Regions from separate parts of the Homo sapiens genome. Here region 1 is linked to region 2. A link is a contact called in ENCODE Hi-C or POLR2A ChIA-PET data. All regions are on one chromosome and are shown on one strand. The core of a region is the stretch at or near the end of the contact, and the rest is flanking DNA. Distances in the headings are between cores, read along the strand shown.

Region 1 (4,704 bases), core at 1,677-4,176, 1.2 Mb after region 2:
TCCCCTAGTTCTAGTGCCCCCAATTCCCCAGCAGGGTCCGGGCACATCCGGCCCAGCACTCTCCACGGTCTTGCACCCAAACTCGGCGGGCAGCGGTACCGGTCCGGAAGGCGAAAGTCCGCCGGCAACATCCCACTGTCCCCGCTGGCCCGGACGCCCTCTCCAACCCCGCAACCCACCTCCCCGCAGCGGTCACCATCCCCTCTTCTGGGACACTCACTGGGCAATTCCAAGATCGCGCAAGCCTTTCCCAGCAAGATGCACTCCCCGCCCACCATCGTCAGACACATCGTGAGGCCCAAGAGTGCGGAGCCCCCCAGGTCCCCGCTGCTCAAGCGCGTGCAGTCCGAGGAGAAGCTGTCGCCCTCTTACGGCAGTGACAAGAAGCACCTGTGCTCCCGCAAGCACAGCCTGGAGGTGACCCAAGAGGAGGTGCAGCGGGAGCAGTCCCAGCGGGAGGCGCCGCTGCAGAGCCTGGATGAGAACGTGTGCGACGTGCCGCCGCTCAGCCGCGCCCGGCCAGTGGAGCAAGGCTGCCTGAAACGCCCAGTCTCCCGGAAGGTGGGCCGCCAGGAGTCTGTGGACGACCTGGACCGCGACAAGCTGAAGGCCAAGGTGGTGGTGAAGAAAGCAGACGGCTTCCCAGAGAAACAGGAATCCCACCAGAAATCCCATGGACCCGGGAGTGATTTGGAAAACTTTGCTCTGTTTAAGCTGGAAGAGAGAGAGAAGAAAGTCTATCCGAAGGCTGTGGAAAGGTCAAGTACTTTTGAAAACAAAGCGTCTATGCAGGAGGCGCCACCGCTGGGCAGCCTGCTGAAGGATGCTCTTCACAAGCAGGCCAGCGTGCGCGCCAGCGAGGGTGCGATGTCGGATGGCCGGGTGCCTGCGGAGCACCGCCAGGGTGGCGGGGACTTCAGACGGGCCCCCGCTCCTGGCACCCTCCAGGATGGTCTCTGCCACTCCCTCGACAGGGGCATCTCTGGGAAGGGGGAAGGCACGGAGAAGTCCTCCCAGGCCAAGGAGCTTCTCCGATGTGAAAAGTTAGACAGCAAGCTGGCCAACATCGATTACCTCCGAAAGAAAATGTCACTTGAGGACAAAGAGGACAACCTCTGCCCTGTGCTGAAGCCCAAGATGACAGCTGGCTCCCACGAATGCCTGCCAGGGAACCCAGTCCGACCCACGGGTGGGCAGCAGGAGCCCCCGCCGGCTTCTGAGAGCCGAGCTTTTGTCAGCAGCACCCATGCAGCTCAGATGAGTGCCGTCTCTTTTGTTCCCCTCAAGGCCTTAACAGGCCGGGTGGACAGTGGAACGGAGAAGCCTGGCTTGGTTGCTCCTGAGTCCCCTGTTAGGAAGAGCCCCTCCGAGTATAAGCTGGAAGGTAGGTCTGTCTCATGCCTGAAGCCGATCGAGGGCACTCTGGACATTGCTCTCCTGTCCGGACCTCAGGCCTCCAAGACAGAACTGCCTTCCCCAGAGTCTGCACAGAGCCCCAGCCCAAGTGGTGACGTGAGGGCCTCTGTGCCACCAGTTCTCCCCAGCAGCAGTGGGAAAAAGAACGATACCACCAGTGCAAGAGAGCTTTCTCCTTCCAGCTTAAAGATGAATAAATCCTACCTGCTGGAGCCTTGGTTCCTGCCCCCCAGCCGAGGTCTCCAGAATTCACCAGCAGTTTCCCTGCCTGACCCAGAGTTCAAGAGGGACAGGAAAGGTCCCCATCCTACTGCCAGGAGCCCTGGAACAGTCATGGAAAGCAATCCCCAACAGAGAGAGGGCAGCTCCCCTAAACACCAAGACCACACCACTGACCCCAAGCTTCTGACCTGCCTGGGGCAGAACCTCCACAGCCCTGACCTGGCCAGGCCACGCTGCCCGCTCCCACCTGAAGCTTCCCCCTCAAGGGAGAAGCCAGGCCTGAGGGAATCGTCTGAAAGAGGCCCTCCCACAGCCAGAAGCGAGCGCTCTGCTGCGAGGGCTGACACATGCAGAGAGCCCTCCATGGAACTGTGCTTTCCAGAAACTGCGAAAACCAGTGACAACTCCAAAAATCTCCTCTCTGTGGGAAGGACCCACCCAGATTTCTATACACAGACCCAGGCCATGGAGAAAGCATGGGCGCCGGGTGGGAAAACGAACCACAAAGATGGCCCAGGTGAGGCGAGGCCCCCGCCCAGAGACAACTCCTCTCTGCACTCAGCTGGAATTCCCTGTGAGAAGGAGCTGGGCAAGGTGAGGCGTGGCGTGGAACCCAAGCCCGAAGCGCTTCTTGCCAGGCGGTCTCTGCAGCCACCTGGAATTGAGAGTGAGAAGAGTGAAAAGCTCTCCAGTTTCCCATCTTTGCAGAAAGATGGTGCCAAGGAACCTGAAAGGAAGGAGCAGCCTCTACAAAGGCATCCCAGCAGCATCCCTCCGCCCCCTCTGACGGCCAAAGACCTGTCCAGCCCGGCTGCCAGGCAGCATTGCAGTTCCCCAAGCCACGCTTCTGGCAGAGAGCCGGGGGCCAAGCCCAGCACTGCAGAGCCCAGCTCGAGCCCCCAGGACCCTCCCAAGCCTGTTGCTGCGCACAGTGAAAGCAGCAGCCACAAGCCCCGGCCTGGCCCTGACCCGGGCCCTCCAAAGACTAAGCACCCCGACCGGTCCCTCTCCTCTCAGAAACCAAGTGTCGGGGCCACAAAGGGCAAAGAGCCTGCCACTCAGTCCCTCGGTGGCTCTAGCAGAGAGGGGAAGGGCCACAGTAAGAGTGGGCCGGATGTGTTTCCTGCTACCCCAGGCTCCCAGAACAAAGCCAGCGATGGGATTGGCCAGGGAGAAGGTGGGCCCTCTGTCCCACTGCACACTGACAGGGCTCCTCTAGACGCCAAGCCACAACCCACCAGTGGTGGGCGGCCCCTGGAGGTGCTGGAGAAGCCTGTGCATTTGCCAAGGCCGGGACACCCAGGGCCTAGTGAGCCAGCGGACCAGAAACTGTCCGCTGTTGGTGAAAAGCAAACCCTGTCTCCAAAGCACCCCAAACCATCCACTGTGAAAGATTGCCCCACCCTGTGCAAACAGACAGACAACAGACAGACAGACAAAAGCCCGAGTCAGCCGGCCGCCAACACCGACAGAAGGGCGGAAGGGAAGAAATGCACTGAAGCACTTTATGCTCCAGCAGAGGGCGACAAGCTCGAGGCCGGCCTTTCCTTTGTGCATAGCGAGAACCGGTTGAAAGGCGCGGAGCGGCCAGCCGCGGGGGTGGGGAAGGGCTTCCCTGAGGCCAGAGGGAAAGGGCCCGGTCCCCAGAAGCCACCGACGGAGGCAGACAAGCCCAATGGCATGAAACGGTCCCCCTCAGCCACTGGGCAGAGTTCTTTCCGATCCACGGCCCTCCCGGAAAAGTCTCTGAGCTGCTCCTCCAGCTTCCCTGAAACCAGGGCCGGAGTTAGAGAGGCCTCTGCAGCCAGCAGCGACACCTCTTCTGCCAAGGCCGCCGGGGGCATGCTGGAGCTTCCAGCCCCCAGCAACAGGGACCATAGGAAGGCTCAGCCTGCCGGGGAGGGCCGAACCCACATGACAAAGAGTGACTCCCTGCCCTCCTTCCGGGTCTCCACCCTGCCTCTGGAGTCACACCACCCCGACCCAAACACCATGGGCGGGGCCAGCCACCGGGACAGGGCTCTCTCGGTGACTGCCACCGTAGGGGAAACCAAAGGGAAGGACCCTGCCCCAGCCCAGCCTCCCCCAGCTAGGAAACAGAACGTGGGCAGAGACGTGACCAAGCCATCCCCAGCCCCAAACACTGACCGCCCCATCTCTCTTTCTAATGAGAAGGACTTTGTGGTACGGCAGAGGCGGGGGAAAGAGAGTTTGCGTAGCAGCCCTCACAAAAAGGCCTTGTAACGGGGAGGGCCCAGGGGCAGGACTGTGGAGACCCGTCCTGAACGGGCGACTGTGTCTTGACTACCTTTCAAAACCAGCACTGTGTGGGAATGTCCGCCAGGCAGAGCTCGGAGCCTCATTGAGACAGGGGAGAGAGAAAGACAAAGAGGGGACCTTCTTCCAGATGCCTTCCCAGTTGTAACCGGTAAAACTGTTACCAGATAGTGTTTGTACAAAAAAAAAAAAAAAAAAAAAAAAAAAAATTACCTTTACAGTTGAGGGTTGTTGAGGAAAATGATTTTCTTTGTAAATATATAGCATCGTGTTTGGTTTGGGATGTAGAGTCTATACCTGGCTGCTGATTGCGTCGTTTACTACAGCTTTTTTTAAATAAGATTTTTGCTTTACCATTTATCATAATGTAGTAATGAAGCAAAATGGTCAAAACTGGGTGTGTGTGAACAGAGATACACCCATATTCGTGTATATACACATCCACCTACATGTTTTGGTCTGTGGTTTAAGAGACTATTTCAAGGTTCCATTTTTATAAGCTAAAACATTCTAAGTTAAGATGGAAGAAAGCCCTAAACACAGTAGATTCTGAGTTTTTATGTGTATTTTAACCAGAGTTTCTGATAGTACTGTATCTGGCTACCTATATTTCCAGATCTAAAGCAAGAACTACTCTAAGTACTGCATTTGGAATCCTCCTCCATTAGGAATGGCCAGGACAAGTGGAGCTAGCCATTTTCATTACACGGCCATCCCAATGGACACTGGATCCCTGGTCCAACTGTCTAAAAGGCCAGTTGTTCCTTTCTGTGGATGTGGATGTCTGGC
Region 2 (4,923 bases), core at 936-3,435:
AGTACTACCTGTAAATCTTCAACTTCTGCTGTATGCTAAATAACCTAACATCTGTATTAATTCCAGCAGTTCTTCAAGTAGTTAAAAATGCTCCCAACCTGAATAAAATGACTTGAATATCTTCGGCGTTATTTCAAGTGTTTGCAACTAATGTACAACTCATTTTGGTAAATGATTACTTGGTGGAATTTATGAACTCTTTCCATTGGCAAGCCAAAAAAAAAAAAAAAAAAAAGGTCTGTAGGGGATATAGCTCTTTATTCAAACTTGGTAATAAATAATTATCTCTAGAATACAGACGGAAGAACTGAACCAGGGACTTCAGGGACCCAGAGGCTAATTATCATCACTGTACACAGTTAAGTGCAGCAGAGAATGGGGGTGACGAATGGTTCGCTCCGCATTACGCTCCTTCTCTGGGTAAAACAAGGCCGTCTTTTCTGTGAACATATTTAAAGCAAGAACTGCAAAAACTGTGCAATGTTATGGTTGAGGCTTTCTATTTGCCATATGTGTTGACAGAATGCTTAAGAGTCTCTCTCCGCAATAAACGCGAACCCTGCCAGGCTGAATTATTAGGGCCAGCGCAATTCAACGACTGCACCACCACCGAACCGCTGGGGTTGGAAGCCTGCGTCGCATCGGAGCGTACCCATGTTTCTTCTAACAAAGGCACGATCTTGAGGCCATTTCGCGGGCCCTTTTCCCACTCCCAGCGCCAGCTTTGTCTCCCCGCCGGTATGAGGCTGAGACTTGGAGGAGGCTGAGCTGCGCCGCTGGGGAACAAGCTCGAAGGGCGGGCGTGGGAAGCTGCACCGCGCTGCCGCTGTGGTTTCCTGCGACCTGACCGTGCCATTAGAGGAAGTTGGAGTGCTGCAGCTGCAAGAGATACCTGCTGCCTTCAAATCAGGGCTGGACTCCAACAACCCCTGTGCACCGATTACTGTCGTACAAAGAAACTCCATCGGCCGGCGCGGCGGAGGCCTGTGGGCTCTCTATCTCTCTGGCTGGGCGCTGGGCCGCGAGCAGACAGCAGGGTCGGCGTTGCCAGCGTTCCCCACCCTGGGGGGCTCGGGAGTCCGGGAGTGCGGGGTCGGGGAGCGGGCAGGGAGCAGCGGGCAGGCCTCGAGGGGCCTGGGCCAGAGTGGGCCTCACGGCGCGCCTTGCACGCGAACCCACGGCCGCCGGCTGCCCCTCCCCCGGCCCCCGGCCCGCTGCCCCCAGCCGCCGACGTCGGCCCGCACCGCCCCCGCGCGCTGACTGGCCCGCGCAGGCCTCCTGCCCGGCTGTTGGCGGTTGGGGCGAAGCCGGCGGGAGGCCGCCCCGCCCCCGCCCCCGCCGCAGAGTCGCGGCGCGCAGCCTCTTCACCCGTCGCGGCCGGGGCGGTGGCGCTGTTGCCGCCGCGGCCTGTGAGGCAGTAACTCCCCTCCGCCCCTGCCCCATTCCTCCTCCTTTCTCTCCGCTCCCTCCGTCCTCCCTCCCCTCGCCGTCTCTCGCTCGAGTGAATGTGGCGCGGCGGCGCGGGACGCAGTCTCGGCCCCTGCCGCGGCCCCGCAAGCTCGTGAGGAGACGGAGCTGCCTCCTGCTCCCGCCCCCTGCGCGTCTCGGGGAGCCACCGCCGCTGGCGAAGGAGAACAAGCAGGGCAGCGGAGGGACGGTGGCGGGAAAACGGGAGAGGGAGGAGAAGAGGGTTCGAGGGCGAGTAGGGAAAGCGGGGAGGGACGGACGGAAGGACGGACGGCCCGACGGACGGCCCGGGGAGGGGGCCGCTATTGAGCCTGCCCGACTCCTCGGCTCCGGCTCCGGGTGGCGGCGGCAGCGGCGTCGCGGACGAAGGGCGCGGCAAGCGCTATCGAGACAATAACCCTGCCGCCCGGCTCTGGGGGCAACGGAGAGGAAGCGGTGGCGGCCTAGCGCGGCCGAGGCTCGCCGAGCGCCCGGGCAGCGTCCTCGCCCCCGCCGGCCGGGTGCTGCTGCCGTCCGGTGTGCCGGGCGCGCCGGTTGCCCGGAACCCGAGGCTCCCGGCGGCCGTCCCCTCCCCTCCCCCTCTCCGGTGCGCGCGGAGCTGGTTTTCCGGGTTCCCCTGGACGGAGCTGGATCCTGCTTCTCGCCAAGGCAGGAAGTGAGTTTCGCACTGCAATTCCGGGCGGTGTCACGAGTGAAAAGTTTTGTTTTTTTTTTTTTCGGCGGAGATCCTCGTTGGGGCTGGGAAACTCCTGCAAAACTCGAGACCAGGAAGCCAGCCCGCACCCCAACCCCCACCAAAGCCACCTACTCTTCTTCTGTGGGAGGCCAGTCCACATCCGCTCTCACCCGAGAGAGATATTCAGCTGGATCCAAAGTGACTGATGAAGGGAAGGAAATCATGTCAAGCGAAGCCTTGAAAAAGCTGCCCTGAGACGGTGTCCCGCCGAAAGGTAATTTTCACGAAAAGTGTCTCTGAGTCACAAAGTTCATGGGACTTTGTGACTCGGAAAAGAGATGATTCTTTAGTGTTTTTCACTCTTCTCCAAGTTGCCCTAAACCCTCCTTTTCTCATATCGAAGCGGTTAATAATTGAGGGGCTAAATAATCGAACTGCACCCCACCGCGTCCCTTCTCCCCCCTGCCCCCCCCACCATCTGGACTTTGAATTTTTTGGAAGAGGTTGTAAGAATGCGGTGGGACGAAAAGTTTTTAGTAATCCGAAGAACGATTGCCTTTGTTCAGCACAGGGGCCAGAAGTTTTGGCTTTCTGGAACGTATAGAGTGTATATTAAGTTGCTCAGCCAGGCACCTTCTGTTTGGGAAGAAAGTTTGGTCGCTGCAGTGAGTGATTTGCTGTTATTGAGATGGCTGCCGCGTTTGTTTATACTCATACCGATTATATTGGCGCTTGCGTTAATTGTATATAGAGGTATTTATTTTTATTTTTTTATTTCCAACCCTGATCAGTATATTTAGTTAGATTTTAGAAACCAAAAAATCTTGCCATTCTTAGTTGTTTTTCAGGGTGAGTAATATATTTCTTTAGTTGTGTGTAGTGTGTGTTTTTCAGACGTTTAGCGCCGTATAACTTGTTTAATTAATTGAAAGCAAGGATCGACTAGGCTTTTCTTGTAACTGATCCATTACGAAGAAAAAAGGAGTAAGGACTAAGAATAGGGAGAGATAATTAAACAACATTAACAACCTGTAAGACGTTTAATAGGACTTCTGTACAGTTCAGAACAGACGATGGGAGGGGAAGTAAAACGCTTAAAACGATTTTCAAGGGAATCACAGTGATTGTGATAAAAAGCTGTGCTTTTCGAGTAGTATGGTCTTTACATTTTTGTGTTGTCCCAAATGTTTTTGGTCGGTTCTGCATAAATAGTGATAGGTTCTGCCTACATCTGTGGGGGCAGGATTCATGAAGCATGGCAGACATTCCACCAGTCAGAGCTATGAACACTTCTGAACCAATGGGGACTAGTTTTGATAGCAGTAAACCCAAAGTTTTTTTCAGTGGTGTTTTAGTCTTTTTCTGTTTACTTTTTTTCCCGGTATTTTTGCGGTACAGGGAGGTGAAATACAATACTGTACTTTTGAATATATATTGAATAAATTTGGTAATCCTGTTGGTAGGTATATCCTAAATATATATTGATGTTTAGATTGCCTATGCTGTCTCACGTAATGACCGGAAACCCGAGGAGAGAGTTGATTTTCTTTAGTTCAAAGAGAAAAAATAAGTTTTAAAGATCAGGATCAAATTATTTCACAATTTGTTCTTTGCTACTTCAGCTTCATTAAGTACATCTCCAAAGGCAGTCCTTTATTTATTACTGTAGTTTTGATTTTTTTTTTCCTCCCCGGGGCATGGTCTCAGGAGATTCTTTTTTTTTTTCATTGTTGGTAAGATTTGTGAACCATGGAATAATTCTTGTTAAGTCAAACTAGCTTTATCAAAGAATTTAAAGTGCATAACTCATCTACTTTATGATTTTGGAACGTATCATTAGGCTGCAAAAGAGGTTATTCTTGGGCATCTGAAAGAGGTGAACAAAATAAATGGCATTGAACTTCAGTTTCCTTATATGGCTTATACTTGGCTTCAAAAGCAACAAAACCTTAATAGAGCAAGTCCCTTACAGAGAATTATCGCTTTATGAAGATGGTTATTTATTAGTAAATTTTGTATAAAAAAAGTATTGTAGCACTTGAAAATGACTATTTAAGCCTCTATTTTTAGATTTAGTTCTTGATTTTTTTTCTCAGGAGAAGAGTAGTATGTTTCGATGCAGACAACACGTTTTATGAAGTGAGGTGTTCACCTTTGTGTTTCTTTTTTTTCTCCTCAACAAGGCATAATTTACTTCGTAGTTTTCTTGGAATTCTGTTAGTTTATCACCGAATTAACTTAAATTTTAGGTTTTATACTATTGTGAAACTATAAGTATTTTCGAAGCTTTGTTTAAACTGTGACAAAGGTTTGAAAAGAGGTTAATAGAGGAGTCATCCGTTAAAATATTTTTAAATGGCTTCAAAATTTGGATATTCTTCTAGTATGGTGTGGATTTTCAAAGATTAAATTGGCAAATAGAGAGTACTTCCAAAGTCTATATTGCACAAAATACACACTTAAAGGCTCTGTTTATTGAAGGTAATCATGAATTTTCAGGACTTCAACTGATTCAAGTAGTACTGTTACGAGGTCTCCTTGCCATTTGAGATCAAACTATTGTAAACTTTATGTATAAAAAGCTTACAGAGGTACAAACATGGAAACCAAATTTTTATTGTATGCTGTTTCTTAATGAAGTGATAACTATAGATACATTAACATATATCATTGGCAAATCTCAAAAATCGATTATTTTACACATTGTTGGTATTGCACTATTAGTAGTAAATAATACCCTTTAAGAAATAGTTAAAAGTTTCAGAAAATAGGTGTATATT

Evidence for each region. A loop is a pair of places that touch in the nucleus more often than their neighbours do. ChIA-PET counts read pairs that join two places held with the same protein, here RNA polymerase II (POLR2A). Pooled maps may share reads with other maps.
Region 1: a map of natural killer cell shows a loop between it and region 2 (12-fold over the local background). The contact joins the enhancer-like site here to the promoter of ERBIN in region 2. A Hi-C loop is called at or near these places in 1 of 168 maps with a recorded cell type or tissue (natural killer cell) and 6 of 50 pooled maps. POLR2A ChIA-PET finds 5 or more read pairs at or near these places in 1 of 52 experiments (activated naive CD8-positive, alpha-beta T cell).

What each region holds. Positions count from the first base shown.
Region 1 is chr5:67,163,170-67,167,873 of GRCh38, forward strand. It overlaps MAST4 (microtubule associated serine/threonine kinase family member 4), which reads left to right. Exons shown (of 29, transcript NM_001164664.2): 29 at 1-4,704. The coding sequence ends at 3,882. Among named protein-coding and RNA genes, the nearest start is that of CD180, 31 kb to the right of the region's middle. RefSeq lists a silencer at 3,142-3,191 and an enhancer at 3,632-4,137. Within about 2 kb of position 2,927, at least 35 of the 41 ENCODE cell types and tissues checked have a DNase peak (open chromatin) inside an H3K27ac peak, as active enhancers do; they include natural killer cell, where a contact is called at or near this core.
Region 2 is chr5:65,924,390-65,929,312 of GRCh38, forward strand. It overlaps ERBIN (erbb2 interacting protein), which reads left to right and starts at 2,186. Exons shown (of 26, transcript NM_001253697.2): 1 at 2,186-2,417. RefSeq lists enhancers at 286-910, 410-629, 1,535-2,159, 2,120-2,339 and a silencer at 950-2,039.